Linked DNA regions of Mus musculus: regions 1, 3, 4, 5, 6 and 7 are each linked to region 2. A link is a loop called in an ENCODE intact Hi-C map of the cell type or tissue named here. Cell type or tissue: gastrocnemius. All regions are shown on one strand.

What was found. A loop is a pair of places that touch in the nucleus more often than their neighbours do. Peaks named below come from ENCODE experiments on the same cell type or tissue, not always from the same donor. Only the 100,000 strongest peaks of a DNase experiment are listed, where the experiment ranks them.
Region 1: a loop joins it to region 2, with 2.5 times the contacts of the local background. A loop is called at or near these places in 6 of 42 quality-filtered maps.
Region 3: it touches region 2 in a loop (4-fold over the local background); 13 of 42 quality-filtered maps call a loop at or near these places.
Region 4: a loop joins it to region 2, with 6 times the contacts of the local background. A loop is called at or near these places in 29 of 42 quality-filtered maps.
Region 5: it touches region 2 in a loop (6-fold over the local background); 27 of 42 quality-filtered maps call a loop at or near these places.
Region 6: a loop joins it to region 2, with 2.4 times the contacts of the local background. A loop is called at or near these places in 5 of 42 quality-filtered maps.
Region 7: it touches region 2 in a loop (5-fold over the local background); 18 of 42 quality-filtered maps call a loop at or near these places.

Annotation. Positions count from the first base shown.
Region 1 is chr7:112,770,576-112,774,575 of GRCm38, forward strand. All of the region lies in intron 2 of Tead1 (TEA domain family member 1), which reads left to right. Among named protein-coding and RNA genes, the nearest start is that of Tead1, 93 kb to the left of the region's middle. In gastrocnemius, no CTCF peak of the experiment used is centred here; no DNase peak of the experiment used is centred here; H3K27ac peaks cover 3,653 bases.
Region 2 is chr7:112,863,776-112,867,775 of GRCm38, forward strand. All of the region lies in intron 9 of Tead1 (TEA domain family member 1), which reads left to right. Among named protein-coding and RNA genes, the nearest start is that of Rassf10, 88 kb to the right of the region's middle. In gastrocnemius, a CTCF peak has its summit at 2,173 (motif pointing left); a DNase peak (open chromatin) is centred at 2,154; H3K27ac peaks cover 2,756 bases.
Region 3 is chr7:112,375,314-112,379,313 of GRCm38, forward strand. Micalcl (MICAL C-terminal like) reads left to right here. Exons shown (of 10, transcript NM_001381862.1): 1 at 1-56; 2 at 702-776. Among named protein-coding and RNA genes, the nearest start is that of Micalcl, 2.5 kb to the left of the region's middle. In gastrocnemius, a CTCF peak has its summit at 2,139 (motif pointing right); DNase peaks (open chromatin) are centred at 1,554 and 2,175; H3K27ac peaks cover 2,137 bases.
Region 4 is chr7:112,467,501-112,471,500 of GRCm38, forward strand. The region is part of intron 1 of Parva (parvin, alpha); the gene reads left to right. Among named protein-coding and RNA genes, the nearest start is that of Gm45998, 18 kb to the left of the region's middle. In gastrocnemius, a CTCF peak has its summit at 2,468 (motif pointing right); DNase peaks (open chromatin) are centred at 307, 480 and 2,477; H3K27ac peaks cover 2,806 bases.
Region 5 is chr7:112,398,662-112,402,661 of GRCm38, forward strand. The region is part of intron 7 of Micalcl (MICAL C-terminal like); the gene reads left to right. The region is part of intron 1 of Gm51494 (a long non-coding RNA gene); the gene reads right to left. Among named protein-coding and RNA genes, the nearest start is that of Gm51494, 14 kb to the right of the region's middle. In gastrocnemius, a CTCF peak has its summit at 1,658 (motif pointing right); DNase peaks (open chromatin) are centred at 1,667 and 2,051.
Region 6 is chr7:112,782,635-112,786,634 of GRCm38, forward strand. All of the region lies in intron 2 of Tead1 (TEA domain family member 1), which reads left to right. Among named protein-coding and RNA genes, the nearest start is that of Tead1, 110 kb to the left of the region's middle. In gastrocnemius, a CTCF peak has its summit at 1,851 (motif pointing left); no DNase peak of the experiment used is centred here; H3K27ac peaks cover 2,917 bases.
Region 7 is chr7:112,677,725-112,681,724 of GRCm38, forward strand. It overlaps Tead1 (TEA domain family member 1), which reads left to right and starts at 1,632. Exons shown (of 13, transcript NM_009346.4): 1 at 1,632-2,002. In gastrocnemius, a CTCF peak has its summit at 1,144; DNase peaks (open chromatin) are centred at 868, 1,543, 2,157 and 3,330; H3K4me3 peaks cover 3,530 bases; H3K27ac peaks cover 3,434 bases.

The DNA of each region.
Region 1 (4,000 bases), 93 kb before region 2:
AAGGGACTTTAGGGTCAGAAGACATGTTTCCTTTTTGTCTCATCCTAGACTATAAGCACTTGTGAGGTCTCCTTGGGCCAGTTGTCATCAGAAGACTGGAGGCAAGGAAGCCAGGGTATCCCTCCCTACTTCTTGGCAGTGTCTGGGGAGAATGCAGTTGTGTGTGAGAACATGTACACAGCAGAGCTGGTCTAGGCTCTATCAGGAGGCTGGGCTCTATTAAGGAGAGATCTGTCTGAGCTCTCCTGAGTGGAATGTGTAGAGAGCAGACTTTTATGGGCCTTTGTTCGTGTGATGGGAGGAACTGTTGGGCAGAGGGGAGAAGCCCCATAGCAGGCAGGAGGTTGAAGGACGAGGGTATGTGCTGTCAGTCATATAGCCCTTCTCTGCCAACCCCTTCTAAAGCCCCAGGTCCTTGCACAGCGATGGCTTGTATTTCACCCGAGAGTGTGTGGTCTAGTTTATCTTTTTGTGCCCCATTCCATTGATACAGAAACCTGTCAACAAGTGTAAATTACCATTTATACATAATCCTTGCAATGCTTTGTTGATTACTAAGTAAAGGTTCTGTCTTTGATATCATTCAAATGCATTGTGTGGGTGGGATCACAAAACAGTCTGGAGTCATTTACAACCACTCACGGTGGCTGCGGAGGAGAGTGGGGCTGCAGTGTGCCTTTCTATTATAGGATTTGGTATTAATGGGGTTTTTAAAAATAGTGAACATATGTTACTTTTGGAATTAGAGGAAAAGAGATAATTATATCAAGTTTATTTATTTCCTCCAAGTAAGAACCATCATTAAAGACAATTGTGAAGAACCGCACAGATAGAAAGGGTGCATGGTGCCTGGGTGCGCCATGGCAAGGTGTCCCCAGGGTCCCGGTTTGGGAAGACACAGCAGGGTCCTAGCATGGGAGGGTAGGATTAGTGAGCATCTCTTCTCTCACTTGGGGTGGCTGGGATGCTGAGCCTTGGGCACAGGGGCTCACAGGGTCTGTGCTGGAGTGGGGAAGACAGCAGTGCGTTCTTAGCGTGAGTGCAGAGTTAAACAGGTGCCCGACCACTTGCTCTGTCAGCCAGCCATATCCCTAGTTATGGCACAGTGCTGGTGTGGGTGGCTTGGGGAACACTCACATCTATTCTTCAGATGCTCAGGGGCTGTGTGCCGACACATTGAATTTGATCTCTGCCGAGCTAGGATTTTCTCCATCGTTCAGCCTGCACTTGAGAGTAGACCTGGTTTATTCTGGGGGTGTTTGGGGAAGTGTCTTGTTTTTTTTTTTTTTTTTTTAAAATGCCAGTGGCCTTTTCTGATGCCATGCTATTCTTTGTAACAGATTCCTGGCAAGTACCCTTCTACGTGCCCTACCTTTGGGCACAGTTGGTGCATTTAGTGTTTGAAAATGCTCCAGGGACTTTATGGTGTGTTGCAAAGTCTCACTTGACTCTAATCACTCATTAGATTACAGTTCATTGCAGATGGGTTTCATTGACCTGATGCCTCTGTGAAGAGTCTATCTTCCCTCCTCCTCTAAAACACTGCCATTTCAGGCAAGTAATAAAGTCAAATCTATACTTTGAAGCCCATCGGATGTTATTTCTTCAACTTCTCTCCCTGTCTCAGTGACACGTCTCTTTGGCCTTCTAGAACACACACTGAAAGGTATGGCCATGAAGCCTGGGCCTTTAGGTTTATTGAAAACAAACATTTGCTCATAGTGGGTGTATACCTTTAAGTGCACTCGTAGCACTTGTGGGACAGAGGCAGGTTGGTCTTTCAGTTCTAGGCTAGCCTTGTCTACCTAGTCTTAGGATAGTGAGAGCTATACACTGAGACCCTGTCTCAAAAGGAGGACAGAGGGGGGAGAGAAATGCATCTTTTCCTCCCCTCCCCCCAACCTTAGCTCCCCCCTTCCCTTCCCTTCTTTTCTCCCACTCCCTCTTTCCCCCTTCCTTCCTTCCTCCCTCCCCCCTTCCCCCTCCCTCCCTCCCTCCTTCCTTCCTTCCTATGAGTCATTACCTGAAAATCTTGTGCAGATCATTGTTCTTTTTGCAAGCATCACAGAAACCCTTAGACAACGTAAAGAAGAGAGTTTTCTGGAGGATGTGTTCATTGATGAGCCCAGTGCCGGGTAACATTTATTCTGTTTATAGGTTGAGTTTTGCCTGTGACTTGCTCTTGCCTGCCCTTTTTATCACCTGAGCTGCTCACTGCAGCGTTGAGATAGCTCTGGCGGCTGTCCCCAGATGAATGGTTCTATTCCAGGCACGGGTGCTTCCATGACAGCTTTATAACCACTTTCCTGAATAAGGTCGGGGGCATGGTGATGTCCTGATAAGAACTTGCATACCTCTAAAGCAGATGTTGTGGAAAAGGTATGGGGAGGCGGCATGCCTGGGGTTAAGTATCAGAGTGTGTGTTTATTCAGCTTGCACATTCCTCACTAGAATGTGTGCTTGAGTTTTGTCTTACGGTAACACACAACTTACAGTGGAGATGGATGCTGACTGTGAAAGATGCTGTCAGGTGACTTAGGCTACCAGGGTTGTAAACTGGGTATGTGGGCAGCATTCTCAGTGGCTGGATGCCCTGTGACAGTACTCATGGGCGTTTCTAGCCGCAGAGGCTTCTCGGGTGGCTTGGACACTGGCATAGTGATGAACCTTTGGAAAGGTGTTTTACTCTGGCCTGGAGAGATGGTGCTTCCGAGGCAGAGGCAAGCAGACATGAGTTTGAGGTCAGCCTTGAAGAAAAAAGTGAAAGAAATGTATGCCACTGAGTCCTGGCCTGAACGGGAGCAGCTGTTGTGACAAGGAATCATAGCCGTGGTAATAATAACAATAGTATTAATTATTATTATCACGCCTGCAGTATGCCAGGTGCTATTCTAACACCTAACATTTAAGCCTCTGGCTTTTTACAAATGGTTGCCGCCATCATTTCATAATGCATACAACATGCAACTTACTTCTTAGGAGAGCTCACTGTTTTTTTTTTTTGTTTTGTTTTCTGAGAAGGGATTGAGGGCATGGTGGTATCCAGATGAGTACATTAGTATCTGAAGTAGTTACTGCCTTACACATTAGCCCGGTCCAGAAGAGTCTAACAACTTGCTTATGATTATATAGCTGGTTATCGTTCCTGCCAAGTCACAAGGCGCAGTTTGGGTCCAGAGCCAGTGTTCTGATCTCTTTGCTGTCCCAGGAGTCTAGTGTTGACACACTGCTACCTGCTCTGGTAGTTTGGCTCTGTGTAACAGCGTAAGAGGGAGGGTGAATTTCTCTAGATGTAGGGACACCCTAGATCCTGCTCTCTGCTTGCTCAACTCCTACTGGACTTTCAAGGCCTTATAAAAATAAATACCTCATCTAGGGCTTGAGGTGGCTGCTTGTGCAGAGGACCTGGGTTTCCAGCACCCACATGTTAGCTCATAACTGCCCGTGGCTCTCGTTCCTGGGCGATCTGACTCTTGGCATCTACAACACCAGGTGTACACATACACACATGCAGTACTCCCAGGTACTCATAAAATAAAAATAAATCTATTAAGAATGATACTGGGGAGAAGGAAGGAAGGAACGAACTAGGTCTCTGAAGTCTCATAGACAAGGCTAGGTTTCTAGGTCCTTTCTAAGACATTAACCATCTGTCAAAGAGCTTGGCAGACTTGACTTTCTTAAATTGTGCTAGGAACTGTTCACTTTGTGTGTGTGTGTGTGTGTGTGTGTCTATCTGTCTGTCTGTGGGCGCTCCCCCCCCCCCCCATCCATGAGGACTCTCCAAGGGCAGCTGCCTCAGCATAGCAGTGGCTTCACTGTAGACTTGGAAAACACGCTGGACTGGGTGGAAGGTGTTAGTAGAGAGTTCACTATGCATCCTGAGAGGGTCCCCTTTATTACAGTTTCACCTTTAAAAAAAATCACATTTAAGGGTATCCTGATGAAATTATAAGGGTGGTTCAGGAGGTTTCTTCTGGTGACAGGAAACTTGAGGTGG
Region 2 (4,000 bases):
TGAACGCTAGACATGTAGCTTAGTTGGAGAAGGCTTATTGAGTATGTACATGCCAAGCCCTGGGTTCCACCCACGACACCTCAGCACTGAGACAGTATAGTTTCAGACAATGAAAATACTTTCTAATGTATCTTGATGTTTCTGACTTGGGGCATGATGTTTAGTAATTTCGGATTTCACCAACTAAAACCATAATTTTGTGTTCCCTAGTCTCTCCTTCCTTCACACAGCCATTTTTCAGTTAAATGTATATAGGGGCAGTTGGTAGAGTGCTTGCCTAGCATGCTTGGAGCCTTGGGTTTGCTTGCCAGCATCATGTAGCCTAAGCATGATGGTGTGTGCCAGCATTTGGGAGCTAGAGACAGGAGGACCAGGAGTTTACTGCCATTCCGTGGATCCATAAGCCACCCTGAGTTGAGTGAGTAGAGGCTGAAAATTGTGTATCTTTCATTTTAATGGAAACATGAGGGTCCAAAGTATGCTCTGTGTACTGGAGGAGAAAAGTGGTAGTTGACTCATTGAAGTGAAAGGGAATTATCCAAGTTATGTAAAGCATCCACCAGCATCTGAAGCACACCGGTCCTTGCAGTGACCTCACTGGGCAAACGCTCTGTGCTGGCCCCGATAGGCCCGAGTGCTGCTTCAGAATTAAGATCAGGCTGAAAAATTCGAAACACGTGGATGATTTCTTCGGTTCTTGAGACTTTGTGTGACTTCCGTGGCATTCATTACATTGCACTTTGATGCTAAGATAGACACATTGAGGTCATTTAAAATTCTCCATTGGTATATTTCAGAAACTTTTGGAAATAGTTAAAATTTAACATGAAACCATTAGACACATTCATTTGCTAAGGAGCCCAGCAAAGTGGCCAGTTTCAAGGACCACAACTAAATTAAATGTTGCAGTTGGAATCTCTAGGTCTTTACCCCATGTCAACTGCAGGGGTATTTCTTCTGCTTCTCTCCAGCAATGTTGGCTCATTTCAATCACACGTGATAATGCACTCTTATCTTAAAGCCAGGAGTTGGCTCTGAGCTTAAGAATATTTTCTTGCAGCCGGGCGTGGTGGCACATGCCTTTAATCCCAGCACTTGAGAGGCAGAGACAGGCGGATTTCTGAGTTCGAGGCCAGCCTGGTCTACAAAGTGAGTTCCAGGACAGCCAGGGCTACATGGAGAAACCCTGTCTCGAAAAACAACAACAACAACAAAAAAAGAATATTTTCTTGCTGGGCAGTGGTGGCGCATGCCTTTAATCTCAGCACTTGGGAGGCAGAGGCAGGCAGATTTCTGAATTCGAGGCCAGCCTGGTCTACAGAGTGAGTTCCAGGACAGCCTAGGCTACACAGAGAAACCCTGTCTCAAAAAACAAAAGAAAAAAATATTTTCTGCTCTTGCAGAGGACTGATTGATGTTCAGTTCACAGCCACCCTATCAGGCAGCTCACCATGGGTCTGTAGGCACCTGTGCTCATGTATACAACCCTACACAGAGACAGATACACGTGCATATACATAATTGAAATAAAATAGATCTTAAAGAATATTCTCAGTAGAACTTCTGTTCTCACTAGAGAGAAAAAAAAAAAGAAACAAAGCAGCCAGGCACAGTGATGGTGAATTGGTGTACTCTGTAGCTCCACACTGAAATAGGTCACTTCCTGGATAAGAGGCTTGAAGGGGATTCTGTCTCATAGGCAGCTTTGAACCCTGGTCTTCTGTACCATGATTGCTTAGTTGCCTAAGAGCTTGGGACCTAGCCTGCCTCCCTGGTACAGGGCTGCACAGTCAGTGCCAGCCTTGTTTGAAACCCTGCTGGCTCACCACACAACACTGTTGTCATCCCTGAGGACTTCTCAATTTTGTCACTATCATATGGACAGTGCTAGTTTCATTAGCAATTATGACCAGTGCCTCTTAAAACTTTCCTATGTGCCAACTTTCCTATGTGTTAACTTATTTAATCCTTATGAAGTAGTTTGTCTAATGTTAGACTGCCAGCTGATACTCAAAATGGGATTCATATCCAGATCAGATGACTCTGAGTCCTGATACTGTGACCAAAAGGCTGTCTGGTCCATTTATGTCTGAGGAGTTGCCTGTGATCATGGCCCAAGGCTGTGAGGTTCTAATGGAAGAATAATGGGTGGGTGCACGCCCCCTGCTGGCGCTGGGGTCCATGTACAACAGATGGCAGCACTTCCTCAAGTTGGTGGTTGTTTGTGTTGGTAGAAAACCAGCAAGGCAGTCCCTCTGTTACCTTTGGCTCCACTAGAGACTGAGAGAAAAACAGCAGAGGGTGAAGAAAGAAGGAAGAACCTAAAAAAACAAAGACTGTTTTAGAAATGATTGAGACTGCTTGAAATTACACTTTCTACATGGTTTCAGTGTTGTGCATCAAGGGGCTTAAAGAAGTACAAGCTCAAGCCGGGCGTGGTGGTGCACACCTTTAATCCCAGCACTTTGGAGGCAGAGGCAGGCGGATTTCTGAGTTCAAGGCCAGCCTGGTCTACAAAGTGAGTTCCAGGACAGCCAGGGCTATACAGAGAAACCCTGCCTCCAAAAACCAAACAAACAAACAAAACAAAAGAAGTGCAAACTCCCACAGGTGCTGGCTTTTTTAAAGGGCCAGTCCTGGAATCAGGACCTGTGTCTGGAGGGAGTGTTTGGCAGTTGCTTCCGTGTATATACAAAATCTCATAGTCGGACGCTGTGCGTGGTGTCCTGTGTATGCCTGTTAAATCCTGGGTAGTTAGTTCCTCAGTCCCTGCCCCGTCTCAGTCCTGGGACAAGGAAGGTCCCTTAGTTGAGCGTTGCCCCTCTATTCACCCCCAGCATAACCCCTCCCTGTCAGTTTTCCTCCGTGCCAGGCTCCATGTTTCCTGTCCACTGTGGTCTAAGTGCCAGAATGACCAGGCGCTGAGAGCAGGGTTGCTCAGATGACAGCCGTATTAGAGAAGGGGACACTGGTGAGGAGATGACACATGGTCCAGCTCTCTGATGTGTCACTGGAGCACCCCTGAGCAGGGTAGGTGCCCTGAGTTTGCCTTTGTGTGCCTGCACGGTACACCAGCCTTCCTTAGCCACACCATCAGCACTGTGCTAGGCATTGTGCCCTGAAAATGTGAGCCCTCCAGGAGAAAGGCTGAGTGACCCCAGTTTGCAGCTGAGCGCTCTGTGAAGCCAGAGAAACAAAGAATGTCCTTACCTGAACTCTTCCTCCTCGATTTAATGACGTCTGTATTGCATACAAAGATAGGATTCCTTGACTTATCAGCAGTGTGAGCCTGTTTCCCGGCTTTGATGTAGGGTCTCTGAGTAGCTATCTTAATTACAATTTGGTGCTGTCTTTAGGCAGATTGAGTGATGCCAAAATGTGTTTTGAACTGGTCTTAAAATGCTATCACAGGAAATAGGACCAGATGGTAGGTAGTGAGGACAAAACCTTGAGGATTAGCCTGCAAGAGGGAGCAGGTACCTGGAACGGGTGAGCACGCTGATGGAATGCAGAAGCGTATCAAGGAGGAGAGGAAGCTCCTAACGCAGTTTCCTGTCGGCCTCAAACTAAACAAGACACTGGCATTGCTGTTAGGACCCAGCCTTGGAGACCTTGAAGCAGTTCACACATGGATGGAAGAATGGGCTGTTTAAAAAGCCAATGGCTTGAGGCATTTCAGGGAAAATCCAAGGAGTAAGTTACTAATATCTAGGGAGGTCTCTAAGTGGACAGTGCCCTCCCACATAGCTCCTTTCAGTGAGAGGATGGACCATTCACAGATCCGCCTGTGGGGGACAGGGGGTGCGATGGGGGTTGGGGGGAGAATTGCTGCAGGGTGCCCAGGCTAGGGATCCTGCAGAGCCGGCATTCTGATCCTCGTTTCTCGGTGGCTAGAGTCTGGAGCTGGGGATCCTGGGCTCGTGTGAGTCATTTGTCCTTGCCTAAGGGATCCCAAATCCTCTCAGGAGACTTCGGCCTCTGACCCAGCTCTTACTGATGT
Region 3 (4,000 bases), 490 kb before region 2:
AGGGGAAGCACACAGGGCCCTGCAAAAGTGCTTCCGCAGGAACCCAACTTCCAGGAGTCAGTTCTCACTTTCTACTTTATTGGGGCAGGGTCTCTCCTGATGTTTCTATTCTCCCATCTCACTGTAGGACTACCGCCATTACAGACACATGCCTCTACAGCCAGGTTACTTTTTGAGATTGGAATCTAATTACAACATTTCTCCTTTTCTTTCCCTCCCTCCAGACTCTCCTAGACAGTTCTCCCTCCTCTACTTGAAATCATGGCCTTTTTCCTTAATTGCTATTGCATGCATATATGTATTTGTATCATACAGATATATTTCTAAAAATAACCTGTCTTGTTTATATAGTGTTACTAGTATGTGTCTCCAGGCCTGACCAGTTAGCACTGGGCAACTCATTAATGTGCCCTTTCCTGGGGAAGGCTTTCCTTCCTGCTCCCAGCATTTCATCTGGGTTGCAGGGAATCAAACCATCTCCCCAGCCTCCTATATAATTATTTTATGGACGTGTGTATGAATGAGTGAGTGAGTAAATGAATGAATGAATTAATGAATAATGGGAGGGGGGTCAGAGAAGTACACTATGATAAGAAGTGTCTCCGCCCATCCTAAGCATCTTCCTGCTAACTTTTGGTGAGTAAGCCATGGGAGACAAATTCCTCCCCTACACAGCTAATGGTCTCTTACTCCCTCCTCAGCTCTGCAGCGGGCCCATAGCCTCCAGTCTCCAACTCCAAGCAAATACCAGAACTGGAGAAGAAGATTCCAGTCCAGTGAGTCATGGGCAGGGGGAGGGGTGGGGGAGGGCAGTCTCGCTCATTCCTTACATGGTATCTTCTCTGGCCTAGCCTGGAATCCAAGGGCAAGGAAAACTGTTAGCTTGACTTGATTTCCACTGCTGGCTGTAATCATTGCCGAGGGATTTGGGAACTCTCCATTCCTCTCCCTCTACTCGGAAATCCCAGCACCTTAAGATTCTGTAGTTTCACAGAGCTGTAGCAGCTATGAGCTCCAAGTTTGAAATGAGAAAGGGAAACTGAGAGACGGGTGCTTGGTTCTGTCCCAGAAACTGGACTAGATCCCAACCCCACCCCACCTCTGCTTTTGGTTCTATGCCATTGTGACCAAGGCAAGAAGATAGCAGCTTGCACTAGAATATAAGTGTGTGTGTGTGTGTGTGTGTGTGTGTGTGTGTGTGTGAGAGAGAGAGAGAGAGAGAGAGAGAGAGAGAGAGAGTTTATTTCTTCTCCAGATCTTGGCCCCGGGTGAGTTTCAGAGCTCCCACAAGAGGAACAGTGTCTACAGTGACCATGCACACACAGTCACACAGCAAACAGAATTCCTCCAGGACCCTTGAGTGAGAAGCTGAGGGTCCACCCTGCTCTGACCCCATCACCCTCTTCTGCCTCCCCTAGTCTGCATGTTCTCTCTCCCACCTCCATCTGCCCAGGCTGACCCAACACGGCCTTGGGCTTCTGCTCTTCCTCCTTCCGAGTCAGCTTGATTCCTGGCCAATGAGTCACTTCCCACCAACCCCCAGACTCACCACTTCTCCTGTGTCTACCTGGGCCAAGGGCCACCTTTGGAGCCAGACCAGGCCTGCATACCTGGGAACAAGCTAAGATGACACCTGAATCATCTGAGCTCCTTCAGGTGTCAAACCTGAGAGGACAGAGAGAACTAAGGTTTCCAGGAGTCTCCCCACAACAAGCGCTAGGATCCCTCTCAGGCCAGTCCTCCTGGGTGCTAAAGCCATCCCAACAGTTGAGTACCACCAGTGTCAGGGCGCTCAGTCAGTCCTCAGCAAGCTCCCAGCATGAGGTGAGATAGGAGCTTGGCAAACATCAGGGACAGGGGTTCTAAAAAAAAAACAAGACAGACTTCTACTACTCAGAGGTGGACTTCGGGGACAGACCTGGAGACTTTAGCATTCCATTACTAATGGATACAGGGTGTGAGTCTTAAGCAACAGTCATGCTAGGTGCAGACAGGGCTTGAACCTGTTATTTCTGTGACCTAGCAAGGTCTAGTTCAAAGGAGTTCTTGTTTATGTGTAAAAGGGGGGAAAGAGAGAGAGGAAAAAAGGAAGGAAGTTTAAAAACTGGTTGGATTAGGGCCCAATGAAACAGTATATGGGTTCAGACTTGCAGGATGCTGCCCCTAGAGGGCGCTCCAAGACTTTGAGACGACAGAGTCCTTCCTACTAGGAAGCAGTAGTACTCGGAATCCCAGTCATCATGTCAACCCCGAAAGTCAAGAACCCCTATGCCCCAGAACAAGGCTTATAGGATATAGGGCATAGGCATCCTTTCCAATTGAGCTGGCTTAGAGTGAACTGAACGTCACCATCAGGGGGAAAGGCCGCCGCTGTCAAACAAAAACAAGAGAAAGTCGCACAAGGAATTGCCCCAGCGAGCACAAAGACTATAATCCTGTCCAGGGCCTACTTTTCAACCCCTTTGGCACAAAAGGACCTGCTAGCCAGGAGCACTCAGTCCCTTTGCCCTACAGAGGACAAAGCAGCCTGGCTGGGCCATCTCAGAGCTCCACAGCAAGAATGGGAGAAGAGGATGGAGGTAGATAAAGAATGAGCTCCTAAGCCAAGAGTTAGAGCAACCCTGGCTGGGCCGGGTGTCCCACGGCCTCTGAGGCAGACCAGGGGTCTATCTATTTGCCAGATAGTTTGTGTGCAAGGGGAAGGAAATGGATGCGAATCATGCTAAGCTAGCTTGTGTCTGCATGGCGGGCGGTACTTTTGGATAAGGACACTGGAGGTGAGTAACTTGCTCCCGTGAATAAATTGGGGTCCTGGGGGTCCCTTTCCCATCTTTTAGAGGAGCTTGAAATCATGATCAGTCTCATGGAAGAGGTTTCCCATCTCTCAGCTCCTCCCTGGCCTTTCTTTCCCCTCTGGAGTCCTGCCTGGCCCTTGGGCAATGCCTTGGCCCAAGGACAAAGTCAAGGGGAGAGACCAGGCCCCATTTCTCAAGCCTTCCACAACCTCTGACTTTAAGATAATGGATAAGGACGTTGTGACCAGAGATCTCACAGCAAGGATGGATCCTGGGATGACAGGAAGGAGAGGGGAGCGGCTTCTGCATCATGATCTTATAGATCCCAAGACCTCTCTGTCTAGCTTGTGTCTAGCCCAAGGTGTCCCTGACTCTGTGTCACAAGGTCCTCTGTGACTCCTCAGAGGAACAAAGGGACAGTCTGTGGAGCTGAGGAGACTTTGGAGGCTACTTAAGGAGCCTGATTCAGGCAGGGAGAGAAGATTGAGGGGGCGAGAAAGAGAGGGAGACGGAATTTGGCAGGAATTTAGTAACTGGGGGCAGGAAGCAAGACAACGACTCACTCACAAGTTTTGCCTTTTTAGGCTAGAACCATTATGTTGCAGGCTGGGATGGGGTGTGGGTAATGGGCTGGAGGCCAGCGCCTCCCCTGCATCAGTTCCTGGCAGCTGATGGCCTTTCTCCCAGGGTTTCCCTCTAACCCACCTCCACAGCAGCCATGTTCCCCGGTTATCTTTCCCCTCAGAAACAGCCTGGGGCAAGGGTGGGGTACCCTATGGGAGCTCATGGACCACGTGTACAGCAGCCATCTTTTGAGAGCCTACACCTGGTATGCACTGCCTAACATGCTAATCTTTATATAAAGAGAGCAAAAATCATACTGAAAGTCCACCAAGGGCTCTCTGTCCCTGAAAGATGTTTGAAACTCTTTTTGGGTGGAGGTAACTTAGACTTAGCTTTTCTTCAGATGTGCGTCCCCAGAGATGCCTGACCCTGTGTCATTAAGTTCCTCACATTTTCTCAGAGCAACAGAAGCATAGTTTGAGTACATGATCAGGTACCTATCACCTAGAGCTTTGAGGAAAACGGAAGCCTGGGAATTGTGTTGAGCTAAGAAATGAGCTAGAACCTGTTGGTTGGACATACTGAAGAGACATCTAAATGGGCCACTGAGCCGGTTGAAGCAGGGAGTTGGGGTACTGGGT
Region 4 (4,000 bases), 400 kb before region 2:
GACCATGGAGACCAGGGGAAGCTACAAAATTCAGGGAGCGTGGTTGGATATGCAGTCCCAGGACCCTTAGTCAGTATGGTCCAGGGACTGTGGATCAGGGATTGGATGGCCCTCAGACTGATGTGGGATCTCCTTTGTTCTGCCTGGGATTCAAGATTTAGCTTCCAAGCCTCCTGTGTGAAACACCCTAGCTCTTTTCAGCTCTCAGGAAACTCCCTCTAAGCCTTTCCCCTCCCTTAGCCAGGGCCCCAGCCAGCTGCTTCGCCTCCTGTGCTGCGGTTGTTTTCCCTTGACTAGCTGTCAGGCCGGTCTGCAGAGGGCCAGCCCAGCCTGTTCCAGGCGTACATTTGGGGCTCAGCCGTGGATACATTTGATTGGTTGTGGCTGGATCCAAGGGGTCCTACACAAGGCCTCTTGCTTTCTCCTTTTAGGGAAGTTGGTTCTCTCTTGCTTGTTTCTCCTCCTCTCTCTGGACGCATCACCGGCAAATCTCAATAGGGCCCAGTGCCCGCAACCAGTCTGTGATTCACGCTGAGCCTGCCAGATTGCTCACTCCAAAACCCGTGTCCTTCCTTCCCTGGACACAGCCGAGGATCCTCCACCACCACAACCATCTTAGCTTCAAATGTGAAAATAAAACAGGGGGAAAAATCACCGTAGAACCATTTTTAGTGACTCATCACATGGAACCTTTGTGTAAAACCAAGAGGCTCAGATGGCAGAGAGCTCACCCAGTTAGTGTACCCAAAGCCCTGGGTGCCACCCCAGTACTGCATAAGCCTGAGCATCGTGGTGCAAGCCTGTGGTCCCAGCACTCGGGAGGCCCAGGCAATGGGAAGTGGAAGGGGCAGAATCGGAAGCTGAAGACTGGCTTGACAGAATGGTAAAAGTACTTACTTACTATGAAAGCCTGTGTCCTGAATTCTGTCCCCCAGAACCCATGGTAGGAGAAAACAGACTCCAGAAAGTTCTCCTCTGATCTCCACATGTGTGGGCACATGTGTAATAACATCCATGTCACGTCACTAGGGCTTACTGGTTGCCAATGTAGCCTGAAAACACAACTCTAGGCTCAATGAAAGACTGTCTCAAAGGTTTTTCTTTCTTTGTTCTTTTAAAAGATCCCTTCATTTCTTTTCCTTTAGATATTTAGGTGAACAGTAATAATTTTAAAATAGGCTTTAATTTGTTTTTTTTTTGGAGAAGACTTGAATTTATAGAGAATATATGGGGCTAATACAGGGTCCTCATGTATATCTCATACCCTTCCCCCTACTGTAGACTCACGCTGGTGGGAGACCTTGGTTACAGTGGGTGAGCCAGTACTGATGCACAGCTTTCACTAGAGGACACACCCACACTTTGTTTGGATTCTCTTAGCTCTTCTTACCTAAGAACCATCTTTCTCTGCTCCGGGACCACATTTCCTTAGGTGGGCCCAGATTCCTAATCTCCTTGTGGTAGGGATAGGTTTCAGGCTTTCCTTGGTTCTTATATTTTCTTTCTAAAATTTTTGCCTTTTTTTTTTTTTTTTTTTGGTGTGATGAACATTTTTGGCCTGCTTGTATATCTGTGCGTCTTATTCATATAGTGCTCACAGAGGCAAAAAACAAAACAAAACAAAACAAAACAAAAAAAGTACCTGATCTTCTAGGACTAGGGTTACAGATGGGTGTGAGCCACCATGTGGCTAGGAATCAAACCCAGGTCCTCTGGAAGAGCAACAAGTGCTCCTAACCACTGAGCCATCTGTCCAGCCCCTAGAGCTTATATTTCCAGGAAGTTGGGTGCTTCTGATCATCTCCTCATAGTCAGGCTGCGTTGAGTTGGTGGGTCATGGATGGCCTACGTAGCGTCTGTGAAGTTGGAATCAAATGATGTATGAAGCCTACAGCATGCTTAGAAAAGTCAGTGCTGACACAATGATACACAAGGCTTTCAAGAAAGAGCCTTCTCCGTTTATCCCTGCATGTGTCACTGGCCCATTGTCACTCTCCCTCCTGAGAGCTTCTAGCTTCCTGAGCACTAGACTCCCCCTCCATGGAATGCCTTTCATTCTCTCTACCTGGCTCCCTTCTGAAGTCTTGGGAAAGATGGCAAGGTCTGGTTGACTCTTCACCTCTGCCCTCCTTTTGTCTCCACTTTCCCTGAGGCAACTGGTGCAGTCCCCAGGGCTTGCTTAGGGGTGTGGGACTGATCATTCTGTTATATGCTGGAAAGCTCCCTGGGAGCTTGCTACTCTTCTTCTACCAACACAGCCTGGTACCCAGAAGACACCAGAGGATAAGAAATGGATGGGACATTAGAGAAAGGTGTCATTTTCCAGGGCAGCCTCAAGGAACATGCAGGGTGCCAGCGGGTATGGTAATACATATCAGTGATTCACCTTTGAGTGGATTTTTTAAGGGTATTTTCTCCTTGTCCTAGAGTGTATGGCTGGGGGGTGTGAATATAGTACTGGCCACCAGGGGGCTCCAGGAGGCAGTTTAGCAGCCAGCAGGGGACGAAGGCTGGGGTGGTTTCTGCAGCCACCAGACTCCTGAAAGAAAGTGTGTCAAAAGAGAAGTCTGTTTTGCCACCGATGTGCCAGGCTCTGTAGCAAGGACAGGATGTACCAGCCTGTTCTGCAAACATGTGTAGGCCCCAAATGTCCTTTACCCCAGAGGTCTACAAAGAGGACAAAAGCTACCGAGAGCCATGAAATGACGCTGGTAGAGATAAATGAACTTATATTATGTGTGCGACCAGACCTTGATGAGGGCTTCCTGATTTCCTTCCATTTCAGTGTTTAAAGGGCTCATCTTGGTTTAGAAATTCCTAAGATCGAGATCACCACTGAGAAGTTGGAACATCGGCTGTCCTGAGTTCTGGGAAGACAGGGAGAGGAGTAGCTGTGTTAATCTGTGTGGTGGAGGTGAGATTAGACGTGGATCTGTGGAGTTTTATTCTTCCTCTTTCGTTGTTGATATTGCTATGGTCATAACGACCGTGGCCTTGGTGGATTTGGTTTCTGCTCCATGTTTGTTCTCCTTTGGATAGAAGGAGAATTGAACGAGCAAAATCCTTGGCTGTTCAGAGGGGAAACCAAGCCAGGACCGTTAAGTGACATCTCCAGACCACAGTCAGATCCTGCCTGCCTTCCAGACCTGAATTCTTTGCACATCCCTGAAGGATCTAGTCAAGTTGCCTGTTGGAAGGCCTTCCCATGCCCCAGGGAAGCAGAGGGCTATCACAGCAGGAGGTTGTGACAGGTGAACCCTTCATTAATAACAATAATAAAAAGAACAATTCTATCTTCCCTTTCTGGGGCCATGAGCTTCCTAGCATGCGCAATAGACAAAAAGGACAAGGGATGTCTGTCTGCTAAAATTGAACACTGTGTCCAAAGCTTCTGTAGCTTACGGAAAGTGCAAGCTATGGTAGACTCGACCTTGTGTACGGTTAAGAGGAGGATTCTTCCTATAGGGATGGGCCTGCCTCCACCACTCCAGCATGAGGCTTGAGTTAGTGAATGCTCGCCCCATGCTTGGCTTCGATGTGGGGGTCTGAGCCCAGGTCCTCAGGAGTGTGTGCAGCCACCATGTACCCCACCCCTCAGCATCTTCCTCTTCAGGGTTTGACTTGGCGGCATGTGATTTCACCTGCACAGGATCCTGCAATCTCGCCCATCCGAAGCCTTTGGGACGGGTGTGGTTACGTGAACTGCCACCTAGGCTCTAGGACATTGGCTGCCGGTTCCACTGTTTTTTCAGGATGAGATTCTCAATGGAAAAGTCCAGCAACAAACTGGAAGGTTGTTTGCCCCAGATGAAAGTCATTAATCCCCCACCCAGGGGTCTCTCACAAACAGAAAGTTTATCATTGTAGCACACAGCAAGTCTGCAGAGGAGGAAGACCTAAAGAGAGTATTCAGAGCCTCCTGGGCCTTTTGCCCCACACAACAGTCTAAAGCTTCAGAAAGGCCCCGAATCAGGCGCATGCTCTACCCCTGGCCAGCCCC
Region 5 (4,000 bases), 470 kb before region 2:
GGGTGGACATAGTCCTTGGAAAATCACTCACTCAACCTCGTAGATCCCTCACCAGAAAAGTGAGCTAACCTTCACTGTGCCAGGTCATTTTGAGAATTCAAGTGCCAGCCCATACATGAAGATGGTCAACAAACGCTACTAATATTCTACAGAACATTCTTGTCCACACAAGACACTTTAAAGGAAATACCCATTCACAGCCAGAAACTTTAAATTATAAACAGTAGATATTTGAAGCTTGTTCTGAGTATCTCCTCCAGTCTCCAAAGGGAAGCTATGTGGAGCCATACCTACAGAAAGGAGGCCAGCTTTCAGTGTTGTCAAAGGCGAATCTGACCAGCCAAAAGATGGATTCTGTTTGTTCCCTTTCTATCCCCAGTAAACTAACTACCCTGTTAGGTTTATAGGTAATTTCTCACCAATGTCCTTGTGAAGGTGACAGATGGAAACCAACAAGGGTCTAGAGATAAATACATACATACATACATACAAACATACATACATACTTACATACATACATACATAAAAGTCAGGTCACAGAGGCCAGCCCCAGAGGAAACCAAGAGGAAACTTTATTAACCAGGCCATCAAAACGAAGACTTGCTAACATACAGTTGGTAATAGGCATATCCCTCTGTGGTTCGATAGTCTATATAGTCCCTTGAAGAGATTGCCTTGCTGCTCAGCGAATGACCAATACTTTATTGGGTTAAGTTGTATTTGAGCTGGCCTCTGCTGCTCCCATTCAAGTGATTTAATGAGAATTATTTAATAGGTATTATTAGGATAATTAGACAATGATCACAGTTAGGCAATAATATTGAATGATCAAGGTTGTGAATAACCAAATTTAGAGGCAGGCCTGCAAACAAGGAGTGGGCTGCGACAGTTAGGCGAGGCCCCTCTATAATGACTGGGGATAGCCTGAAAGGGTCTTTTGTGCCTGGGAGTTATTCATCAGGCCCATTGAATTAGAGGACTGTGCAGGGGAGCAGGGTGGGGGGTGCAGGCCAAGGACCCTGACGTCTGAGCGAAATGAGCTCACCATTGTCATGACAACAATTTTGGCTTTCTTTTAATTTTTTTTGTTCCCCAACAGTCAGAAATGAGTTGCTCCCACCCCAACCCCAGCATAGGGTCCTCCTGCCCCAATTTTTTCAGGAAAAGGAAACAAAGTGAAGCAGAGAGCTAACCATCCACCCAGATGACAAATCAGGACACACTGGATGTCTATGCGTGTGGCAGGTATCTTGGCCCAGGCAACACAGAACTCCTGTGGTTCCCTGTGTCTAAATCACACACACACATACTCAGTGACCTGGATGCCCTGAGTCCCACCTGTGGACAGTCAGACCTGACTTTGTCACCTATTTGGAACTGTTTGGGTTGAGACACTAGACAGTGTTAAATGCTGGAATCACACAGTATGCCCCTGCAAAAGACTACCATGCGGATCTAGGTAGTCTGGTGAAGTCTCATCCTTCTTTCCACATCTGCAGACAGGCGAAATCAAATGCAAAAGAAGAGGGGCCTCAAAGGATGAAAGGTTTATTCCCGGGGAAGCCGGGTGAGCAAGGTCCATCTCCCACAGCCTCCACTTCAGCCAGCAGTTTCTCCTTCACAAGGCTAGCAAAGACAATGTAGATGCTGGAGGCTGCCAGCAGAGGGCAGCAGCACACACATTATGAATGATTTAATGGCTCTCCCAGCCAGGAAGAGAGAAACAATTTGTCTGCTACTCTGTGGTTTTCATCTTTGTTGCCGAGGAACCCAAGAAATGCCAGTTTCCTGCCTTATGTGCCAGTGTGGGATTCTGGACGGAGCACAGAGATGAGTCAGGAGTCCCCGAATGCAACTTGACGTCATCAGCATTCTGCAGTTTCTAATCTCTCAAATTTTCCCATCTGTAAAATGGGACTAATAAATCAACCTGCCTTCTAGAGATGGTAGAGATAGATGAAAGAGGAAATGATAATGGCGGAGCAGGGAAGAGAAGATGAGGCCCAGAGTTCAATCCCCACATTCGCATAAAACCCTTGATGTGGCAGCCCAATCCTGATGCTGAGGAAGTAGAGGCAAGAGGACCCTGGGGCTGGCTAACCAGACAGTTCAGTCATATTAGTGAGCCCCAAGTCCCAGTACACACATACACACACACACACACACACACACACACACACACACACCTTTAAGTGAAGCACTTGATTAATGGGCCTATCACATCTTAGAACTTCACAAGGATGGATTCTTCTCTTTTGTTTTGAGTTTCTCTCCATCCTTATAAAACCCAGCCAGGTGGCTGGTCTTCTCTTAGCTCGAGTCCATCTGTTTATCCATTCATTCACGTACATTTATAACTAACTCTCTCCTCCAGATGAGTTTAAGCTGATTTCTACATGCATATAGGCCACAGATTTCACATGTTTGACCATATATGGATCTTGAAGGAAGTCATGCTTAGTGGCTCAAGCCTGAAATCCTCTCAGGAGGCTGAGGCAAGAGGATGAGAAGTTCAAGGCCAGCCTTGAACTAAACCTGTCTCACAAAGAAGGAAAGGAAAGAGAAGGAAAGCGGGAAAAGAGGAGGAATAACTTCATGTAGATTCTGAAATTTCATGTTACATTGATGTACTTATAATTTCATGTGTGTTCGTGACTCACATGCCATGGCCTGTCATGGCACACAGAGGGCAACTTGTAGAAGTTTGTTCTCTCCTTCTACCATATGGCTTCTTAGGATCAAATCAGGTTATCAAGCTTGGAGCAAGTGACATCTCACCAGCTGGCCTGTTTGGTGGTTGTTGTTGTTTTAGAGATGTGTGTGTGTGTGTGTGTGTGTGTGTGTGTGTGTGTGTGTGTGCATAGGTACCTATGGAGGCCAAAAGCGAGAATTAGATTTGCTGGGGCTGAAGTCCTAGGCAGTTGTGAGTTGCCGGTCACCAAACAGCAAGTGCTCTTACCTACCGAGCCGACCCTCCTGTCCCCAGAGTAGATTCTTATTGTCACTCCCAGCACAATAGCAACTGACTGAAACAGATCGACAAGCAGACAAAGCCTGTGGTGTGGAGGACTGCCTGTTGACAGTTCGCCATCATTTGGGAATGGGGTCTGGGGAGCAGATGCCCTTTAGATAATCTCTGTTAGTCTCTGAATGGAAAAGCATCGAGTCCAAGGTTACACTCCTTGCCAGCTGTCCCGTGTGGTCGATTTCTGAGGAAGCAGCTCAAGGGAGGAATGAGATCTCCGCAATTGTCCAGTACAGGTGGACCATAGGGTTGGAGCCAAAGGTAATGTTAACCCTGTATTCAAATAGAATATTGTCAGAAAAGAACTGGGCCCTTACAGAGCCTTTCCAGGAGTCGCTCAAATCCAAAATTACTGAAGCAAGCAAATATTTTGGCCTGATTTTTCCCAAATCCATCGAAGGCATTGCTGAAGTCCAATGCTTCCAATGAACAGAACTTGTGCTTCTTTATACCACGAACAGCAGGAGCAGCATCATGGTGGCACAAGAGGCCCCAGGTCCCAGGGTATGACACAGTGGGTTTCAATAACATAGCAAAGCTAGTGCCATAGCTAGGAAGCCAGGATAAAGAGCACAGCAGCCTTTATACCAAGCAGTAAATGAGTGGGTTGTACAGTCCGCTCAGTGTGGGGTTCTGAGCTGCACACAATTCTCTTGTAGAGTCACAGGAGAGGCCCAGGCATAAGATGTTTAAACCTTGTGCTTTGCACACTTAGAAAAGACACACACATGCATATGCTCACACTGCACAGAAGACAGCCTCATTCACAGATATCAGTAGCCATGTGTTACATGTCCCCTCTGTCACAGCTTCAGTGGTTATCCTAAAGACACAGGTGTATCCGGTTTAAGGCCCATGGACTGCAGGAGCCCAAGGACAGCTAGAAATGCAGCCCAGCACAAATCATAAACGTACGCTATGAGGGTGTTTGTTTGTTTGTTTGTTGGGTCTCTCACATGTGTAGTTATCTGGTGT
Region 6 (4,000 bases), 81 kb before region 2:
TTGTTCTTGAACTTGCTCTGTAGACCAGGCTGGGCTGGATCCCCCTGCCTCTGTCTCCTGAGTGCTGAAATTAAAGGCCTACACCACTACTCACAGCTCAAGAGTGTAACTTACATACCTACATATCATTGAAAAATCTCTGAAACTACTGAAAAATTGTTTATAAGTATGTATCAAGAAATGCAAACAGGGAATGCATATAGATTCATATATGCTTTACTAGTTACTTATTTTTTTATTGTGATTAAAATGATTTTCCCTTCCATAAGTAGCTATTATGAATGTTCTAGAGGGCTGGAGAGATGGCTTAGCGGTTCAGAGCACTGACTGCTCTTCCAGAGGTCCTGAGTTCAATTCCCAGCAACCACATGGTGGCTCACAACCACCTGTAATTGGATCTGATGTCCTCTTCTGGTGTGTCTGAAAATGACAGTGTACTCACATGCATAAAATAAATAAATATTTTTTAAATGAATGTTCTGGAATAATAATGTTGGTAATTTTCTTAATACCAATTCCTAAATGTAATTAAAAGGTGGGTTATCTTCTTTAAGAGCCTTCATAATTCGCTGTATTACCAGTGTCTACCCCATTACAGAAGTAACTCACTTTCTCAGGTTATGATCAGTGCTGGGTCTTTAAATTGTAAAGTCTCTGATAGCTAGAAAATACCTAATAGTTAATTTGATCTGCATTTTCAGATATATCCAGACATATGCTTGTTTTTCCTCTCTTGTTCTCTCTGTCTCCCCCCACACACATTTTAAAACTCCTGCTGTAGGGGCTGGAGAGATGGCTCACTGGTTAAGAACACACACTGGCTGCTCTCCCAGAGGTCCTGAGTTCAATTCCCAGCAACCACATGGTGGCTCACAACAATCTATAATGGGATTTGATGCCCTCTTCTTGTGTCTAAAGACAGCGACAGTGTACATAAAATAAAAATAAATCTAAAAGAACAAAACCAAGAAACCTCCTGCTGTAGAGTGATTGACTGTTCTCCTTCTCTCCCCCCTCCCCCTCCCGATCCCCTTCCCCCTCTTCCTCTTCCTCCTCTTCTTCATCCTCTTTCTCCAATTTTATTTATTTTATGTATATGAGTACACTGTAGCTGTTTTCAGACACACCAAAAAAGGGTGTCAGATCTCATTACAGATGGTTGTGAGTCTCCATGTGGTTGCTGGGAATGAAACTTAGGACCTCTGGGAGCACAGTCAGTGCTCTTAATGGCTAAGCCATCTCTCCAGCCCCTAAGCTGTCTTCTTTAAAGGCGAGAATTTGATCGCCGTTTTCCTCATCAGATGCAAGGCATTGGTCCACACATAGTAGGATCTCAGGTTTCAGGTCAAAGACTTGCATGAAAGGAATTGGAACCAGTGAGCTTGTTTATTGAAACAAGCACACAGAAAGACCTGGTGTGTTGAAGGCAGGGTGCTGTGTGTGATCACTGGAGGCAAACATCTTGCATTTGCAATTGAGCCTGGCTCAAAAGCAGCCCTGGTTCCCATTTGTCCTTCAAATTTGAGACCTGCATGCCTGGTCTCCATAAAAGGAGCGTGAGTTTCTCTGGTGGCCATGATTGATGTCCCCCAGCAACCCATCGCTCTTAGGAGAGGGGTAGGGATGCAAGTTTTAAGACATCCCTGAGAAATATGTGTGCCTGTCCTCCTTTCACAGATTCCAGTCAGTGCAGTTAAAAGTCATTTTAAGGCTGGAAACCTGGCTCAGCAGCTAAGAGCACCTTCTGCTCTTTCACACAGAGGACCTGAGATTGGTTCTTGGTACCCAGGCTAGGTAGCTCACTACTACTTATAACTCCAGCACCAAGTAGATCTGATGCCCTCTTCTGGCCTCTGTAGGTACTACATTTACATGCGCAAACCCACATACAGACGTACATTAAAAAAGTTTGTAAAAGGCACTTTTTAAACATGTATTGGCCCTCAATATTTATTCAGACGACTATGAGTTAATTGTCATCAATATAATGCCCAACACTAGGCCTTTTATTCTCACTAATCTTTGTATTTCTCTCTTCCCTCTCATTTTGCATAGTCTATCCCAGGCTGGCCAGGAACTCTGTCTTCCTGCCTCTGATCCTCCGAGTGCTAGGACTGTAGTATGCTCACCCACACTTAACTTCAAGTTTTCTCTCCCTCATCAGATTTTGTGTGTATCTGTCTGTGTTTGTGTGTCTGTGTGTTAAATTACAAAAACCAACCACCCAAGGCATGTGTCACTTTAATTTACGGTTACTGTTTCAGATACTATATTCCTTAGTTGAACAACAGGCACGTTGCACTTTGAACCATAGGAACTCCCAGCCCCTTGCTCCGACAGCTGCGTGTGACACAAGTCTCTGTCTTCAGGTTAGTTGTCAAGTTGGATAAAAACGATGGTCCCTTCCACCTGGAATCTCATGTGTAGTAGATACGCTAGACAGCAGATGTAGGTGAGAATTTTTTTTTTGTTTGTTTGTTTTGAAAGGGGAAACTAAGCAGATGATGCAATGATTTTGTTCCTATTATTATTATTATTATTATTATTATTAGACCTAATTTGATTTTTTAAAAAAATCTTTTCCTAGGGTTTTCTTGAACTGTGTGACCTGGGAAGCCCCAGGAGAGTCACCCATGGTGGTCATCGATAGGGAAGCTCTTCAGGTTGAGAGCTGGTTTTGGTTTTCAGAGGAGATAGATGGTCAGTGGGTGATTTGTGGCTGGAGTGTAGGGGATCATTTTTCTCCCTCCTGAGCCAGGCATCTCTGCCCAGAAAGGTCTGCAGTCATCCGTGTCGATGTGAGGAGTCAGAGCCTGCCTTTCCAGCTAGGGTCACTGCTCTCTCTGTTTGTGATCTCAGACTTCAGTTATTTCAGCGTAGATTCTTCACATGTGTAGCGATGGCATCTCCATGGGCACTTTGGACAGACGGGCAGATGAACAAGCTTTTGAACGGGAACAGTTCTCATACCAGCAGAGGTGGGTGGTGGGAGACAGCCAAGCCAAGGAATTAGGTGTCAGAGGGAGTGGAGAATAACAGAGCCTAATATATTGCCTGTTCTCCAGCTTTCCTGCCTTTCCCCCATACTGGTCCCTCTTGTATTTGCAGGTTGGGATACAAGTTTCAGGGTGGATGTGCATGGTGGTACCAAAAGTAAGAGTGCCCCAACAACCCTGGTTTTCTCCTCTAGGAAAACTTGGTCTCCACCTCTGAGCACGTGCTCTTCTTAGGAAGTGAGTCTCACTAAGTCTTAAGTAGCTCAGGTCAGTAGGCAGTCTAGGCTGGCTTTAAACTCTTTTGGTTTTTCAAGACAGGGTTTCTCTTTGTAGCCCTGGCTGTCCTGGAACTCACTTTGTAGACCAGGCTGGCCTCGAACTCAGAAATCCACCTGCCTCCGCCTCCTGAGTGCTGGGATTAAAGGCATGTGCCACCACGCCCGGCTGGCTTTAAACTCTTAATCCTCCTGCTTCAGCCTCCCAGGTTACGGGTATGCACAACCGTGCCTGACTTTTCCCAGTTACTTGTTCTCTTGGGGGGTGGGGGCGGGGAGAGCGCCCCCCACAGCGCTTGTTCTCTCGGGGGGTGGGGGCGGGGAGAGCGCCCACCACAGCGCGTGGGTGGAGGGTGGCTTGTGGGAGTCAGTTCTCTCTCCGGCTTTGGGAGATTGAGATCAGTTGTCAGGCTTGACAAGAGCCTTCACCACTGAGCTATCTTACCAGCTCCTTTTCATCGAGTTTTAAGGGTCCTATGTCAGGACACTGACGCTGGCCTTTGAATCTCTTGTGAGTTGGGGTCGGGTTTTTGTGTTCCCTGCATTAGCGTACCATGTCTGCCACAACTTTCATGGCTGGTAAGTTCTGTTGAATGTGTGGATGGATGGATGGATGGATGGATGGATGGGGACAGTCTGGAAGGAGTGGAGGAAACAGATTGAAATGAGATGAGGTGAGATGCCCCTGGGCACTGGCTGATGAAATTTAACCCAGGTAGGGAGGGGCTT
Region 7 (4,000 bases), 190 kb before region 2:
TCTGAAGGGTAACTGGCCTGTCATGGGCAAGATAAATACTGGTTTAGAAATGTACCCACTGGTAGGCTCGCCCTGCTACCAGACATAAAAATCTCTTATTTATTTATGTTTACAAATGTTTTACCTGCACGTGTACACCATGTTTGTGCCTGGTGCTCCTGGAACTGGAGTTACAGACTGTTGAAAGCGACCATGTGGGGAACCTGACAGGAGCCTGGTCCTCTGCAGAGCAGCAAGTGCTTTTAACTGCTTCTGGCGTTTTCTGCCCTCTGTCTTATTCGCTGGTGTTAATGGAAGGCTATCTGGAAAAGAGACATACACCTGCCAGAGTTTTAAAGGGAAAAATCGTCGTGTATTTTCTAATACTCTGCTCGGGTGTGTGAAGTTCTTACTGTCAACCTGTCACATTACTGCATAGTAACTGGAAATAATACACATTTGTACCTGATTGCGGTGGACATCTACACAGGTGAGAAATTATAGAATGTATAGAATTAAAAAAATACACAGTGATGTGTACAAGTTGATCTGGAAAATCTGCTCGAAAATTAATACCCTGGCTGGGATATAATTTTGGTTGACAGGCGTGGGGAAGAGCTGAGTGAAGCGAACAAAGAATGTCTCTGTATTACTTTTTACAACGGCATGGGAGTCTTCAATTCTCTTGACGTATAATTTTAAAAATGCATTAGAGAAAGATATTTCTGCCTTTAAAACGCACTGGTAATCGTTGTTTCCGATCAAACGCGCTCAGTGAGTCCCATTGGCTTTCCTGAGTTATGCACACTCCAGGAATCCTCGGGCACAAAACAGGCGCCATTAGTTTGTTCTGAAGCCAGAGCTGAAAGAAGGAAGTCCCGGTGCGGGAAGGGCCGGCTCCTTTCTGGGAAACTACGGACTGCTACCGGCCCAAACTGCCAGCATGTCTGTCCCAGCCTCCGTTAACTTTACCGGAGTTTCTCAAGTACTGAGGCGCCGTCCACTCCAAAAAGAGTTCAAACCTTTTATGATTGATTCTCACTTTCTCCATAAAGGGACGGCACAAAGCTGCTTTTTGCAGCCAGGCAAGACTTTATTTATTTTATTTAACCGGGTGCAGGATTTCTGTAGACTCAACTCGCAGCACGAGTGAGCTTCACTTCTAGAAAGACAGGGCAGGAGGCGGGCGAGGACTCCGTGACGCTCCAACCCGGAGTTCGCAAAGCCCAGAATTTGCGCGAGCACCCCGAACTTGGGTAAAGCGAAACGGCTAGAGGAGGAGTGGCGGGCTGGGGAAGCCGCCCACTCCGGCCTCAGTTTCCTGAAGAGCAACCTCCCTTCCAGCCTGGGAGCGTCGTTGCCTGTGCAAACCAGGAGGGGGTAAACTGAGGCACAGCAGGCGGAGGGCGCACACCCGGCATTCCTAGTATCCGGCCGCCCCGCCTCGGACCGCACAAAGCCCTGAGCCCCCGCCATCGCGCGCGGCTCGCTCCCCCGTGGGCGCCAAGTCCCGCCCCACGCGTCCCGCCCCACACCATGACGTCACCGCGGCGGCAGGCCCCGCCCCATCCAGGACCCGGCGGCATGACGTCACCGAGGCCCCACCCCTCCGGAGCGAGTTCGGTCCTGGCGTTCATTTCATTCCTGTCCTCATTCCGCACATTCTTCGCATCGCTCGCGCCGCGCCGCGCCGCCCGAGCCGAGCCGAGCCTCCGCGGCCCCGCCGCCCGCCGCGGGCGCCCCCCAGCACTTCGCACACTCGCTTCCAGCTCGCGGGGAGTCCGCGCGCCGGGGCCCGGGCCCGGGGCGGCCGCGGCGGGGCGCAGGCCATGCGCTGACCCCCCAGCGCGCAGCGTCGCCGGAGCGCGGGCAGCTGCCCCGGCGCGCCCTGCCCGTCCCGGGAGCCGGCGAGGCCGGGTTGGGGCTGCCCGGCGCGGGAGTACCGCAGGGAGTACCGGCTGGAGTAACGCGGGGGCGGCGGCCCAGCGCCCCGAAGTTTGCCGCGCCCGCTCGGGCTGCCGTGGTAAGTTGCGCGCGGGGCGGACTCGGGGGCGCGGGCTGTCTAGGCGTCACCGCGATCGGCGCTTTGTGTGCGGCTCCAAGAGGGGAGCGGCCCCGCCGCCCTGCAAGTTGGGCCGCAACCCTGCGCGGCAACAGGCGGCCCCGCTCGCCTTTCTGCGCGCCCCTCTCTCCAGCGTCCCTCTCCCGCGCACCTCGCTCCTTGCCTGGGAAGCGCCGAGTTTGGCGCGATCGCGGGTGGGAGAGCGTTCGGCGCGCAGCTTAGAGCCTGCAGCCCGGTGACTCCCCCGGCGCCCGGCCCCTTCGGGGTCCGCGCCGATCCGGGCTCCTCCTCCCGGGAGATGAAAGAGGGCTCTCTCGCTCTTGCCGCCTCTCCAGAGCTGCCGCCGCCGCCGCCGCCGCTCCAGTGCACATTCAAGTGGAAAATTTTCAGGAGTCAGCAGAAACATTGTGTCCAAAAAAGACTGAGTCGCACTTACCACCAAACCCGGGAGTAGACTCTCCCTGGAAAACTTCCCCTCGGTAGGAAATACTGGGGGATTTGTTTGTTTATTGGAGGAGATACGATCCCCAGGAGGACCCCAAAAAAAATCTGGGGACACTTTTAGCCTTTGTTCGCGAAAGCACCACTTGTTTTCAAAGTCTAGAGGCCCGTTTGAAAGAAAGTTCAACTTCTAGGAGTTTCCTTTTTCTTTTTTAATGCATTTTTTAAAATAATCAAAGCTACATTTTAAGAAGTGGGGCTCACACTTCACTTATCTTCTTCCCGTGAAAATAAAAGCCAGACTAATTTTCCTCGGTCTTAATCGTCTTCCTTTTTAAAGATTTATTTTAAGTTGAATGGTGTCACCCGTATAAAAATATTTATGAAACAATGAAATACCAGCCACCAGCGTTTCTCAGGAGGCTTGTTAAGTTCTTAGAAGCTGTCTGTGATTTACAGAAATGCAAATTGATCTCAGCGCTGGAAACTTACAGACAGATATTCCAGGAATCGGTAGTGTAGAAAGGCCGGGGTTTTAAAATAGCGCCATTTGAAAGGAGCCGAGGTCCTTGGAACAAAAAGGTCTGTAAATACGATCATATTTCAAAATAGTGAATGGAAAATATTTCAATTCCTACAGATAATGCCAAGTAACAGAATCGCAGTCTCCTTTACGCCCTGTGGCCTGGATTCGTTGTTAGTTTAGGTGGTCTGGTGGCTTAGAGTGTGCCGAGTGCCTGCAGGTGGTTCCCCGGGTGGACAGATCCTTCCCGTTAGGGAGACTCGATCTACCCGGAGCCAAGGGGTAGCTTGTCTGTGCAAGCCTGAGCTCTTGGGTGGGGGCTAATCTGCCTTGAGACTGAGGCTGGGAATAGTCCTCAGGCTGTACAGACTGTGCCAGGGGCTTCCGCCTTTCAGCGGAGTCTGCGCTTTTCTGTGAATAGCAGGATCTTTGGGCCCAAGCGCATCTGAATGCTTATAAGGGCCAGACTTAGATCCAACTTTGGTAAGAATCTTTCCTCTTTAGAAGGAAACAGTAGACCCAGTTACAGCACGACTCCGGAAAGACAAATGCGTTTAGCTGAACCTTTGTCAACAGCAAGGTTTTAAATTGATGATTTTAAGGAGGAAAGGCGTATTTTTCTAATCTCAGTATTTCCATAAATGGTCATAAGATATTTTTGTGTACTATTTCTTTGAATGTGTAACTCTGTGTCGGACTCTTAGGTTTCAGGTTTTCAACAGAGTTTGCAATTGCTTTATTTGTTGTTTGTATAAAAAATGAGCTGATAAGCTGTCTCCATTACTGAGTCTTGTTCATGTCCTTAGTAAGCCATTTTATTTTCTGTTTAATGGCAAGTATTGTTTAAATTGAAGATTTAGGGAAATATTAGAATACTTTTTATTTTTTAAAAACAAGTTTGAAACAAAGCCAGAGAGACACTTTGCCTTTATAAAAGAGTTTAAAAAAAAAAAAAAGGGCGGGCGGAGAGAAGAAGGGGAAAAAGAATCATTGTG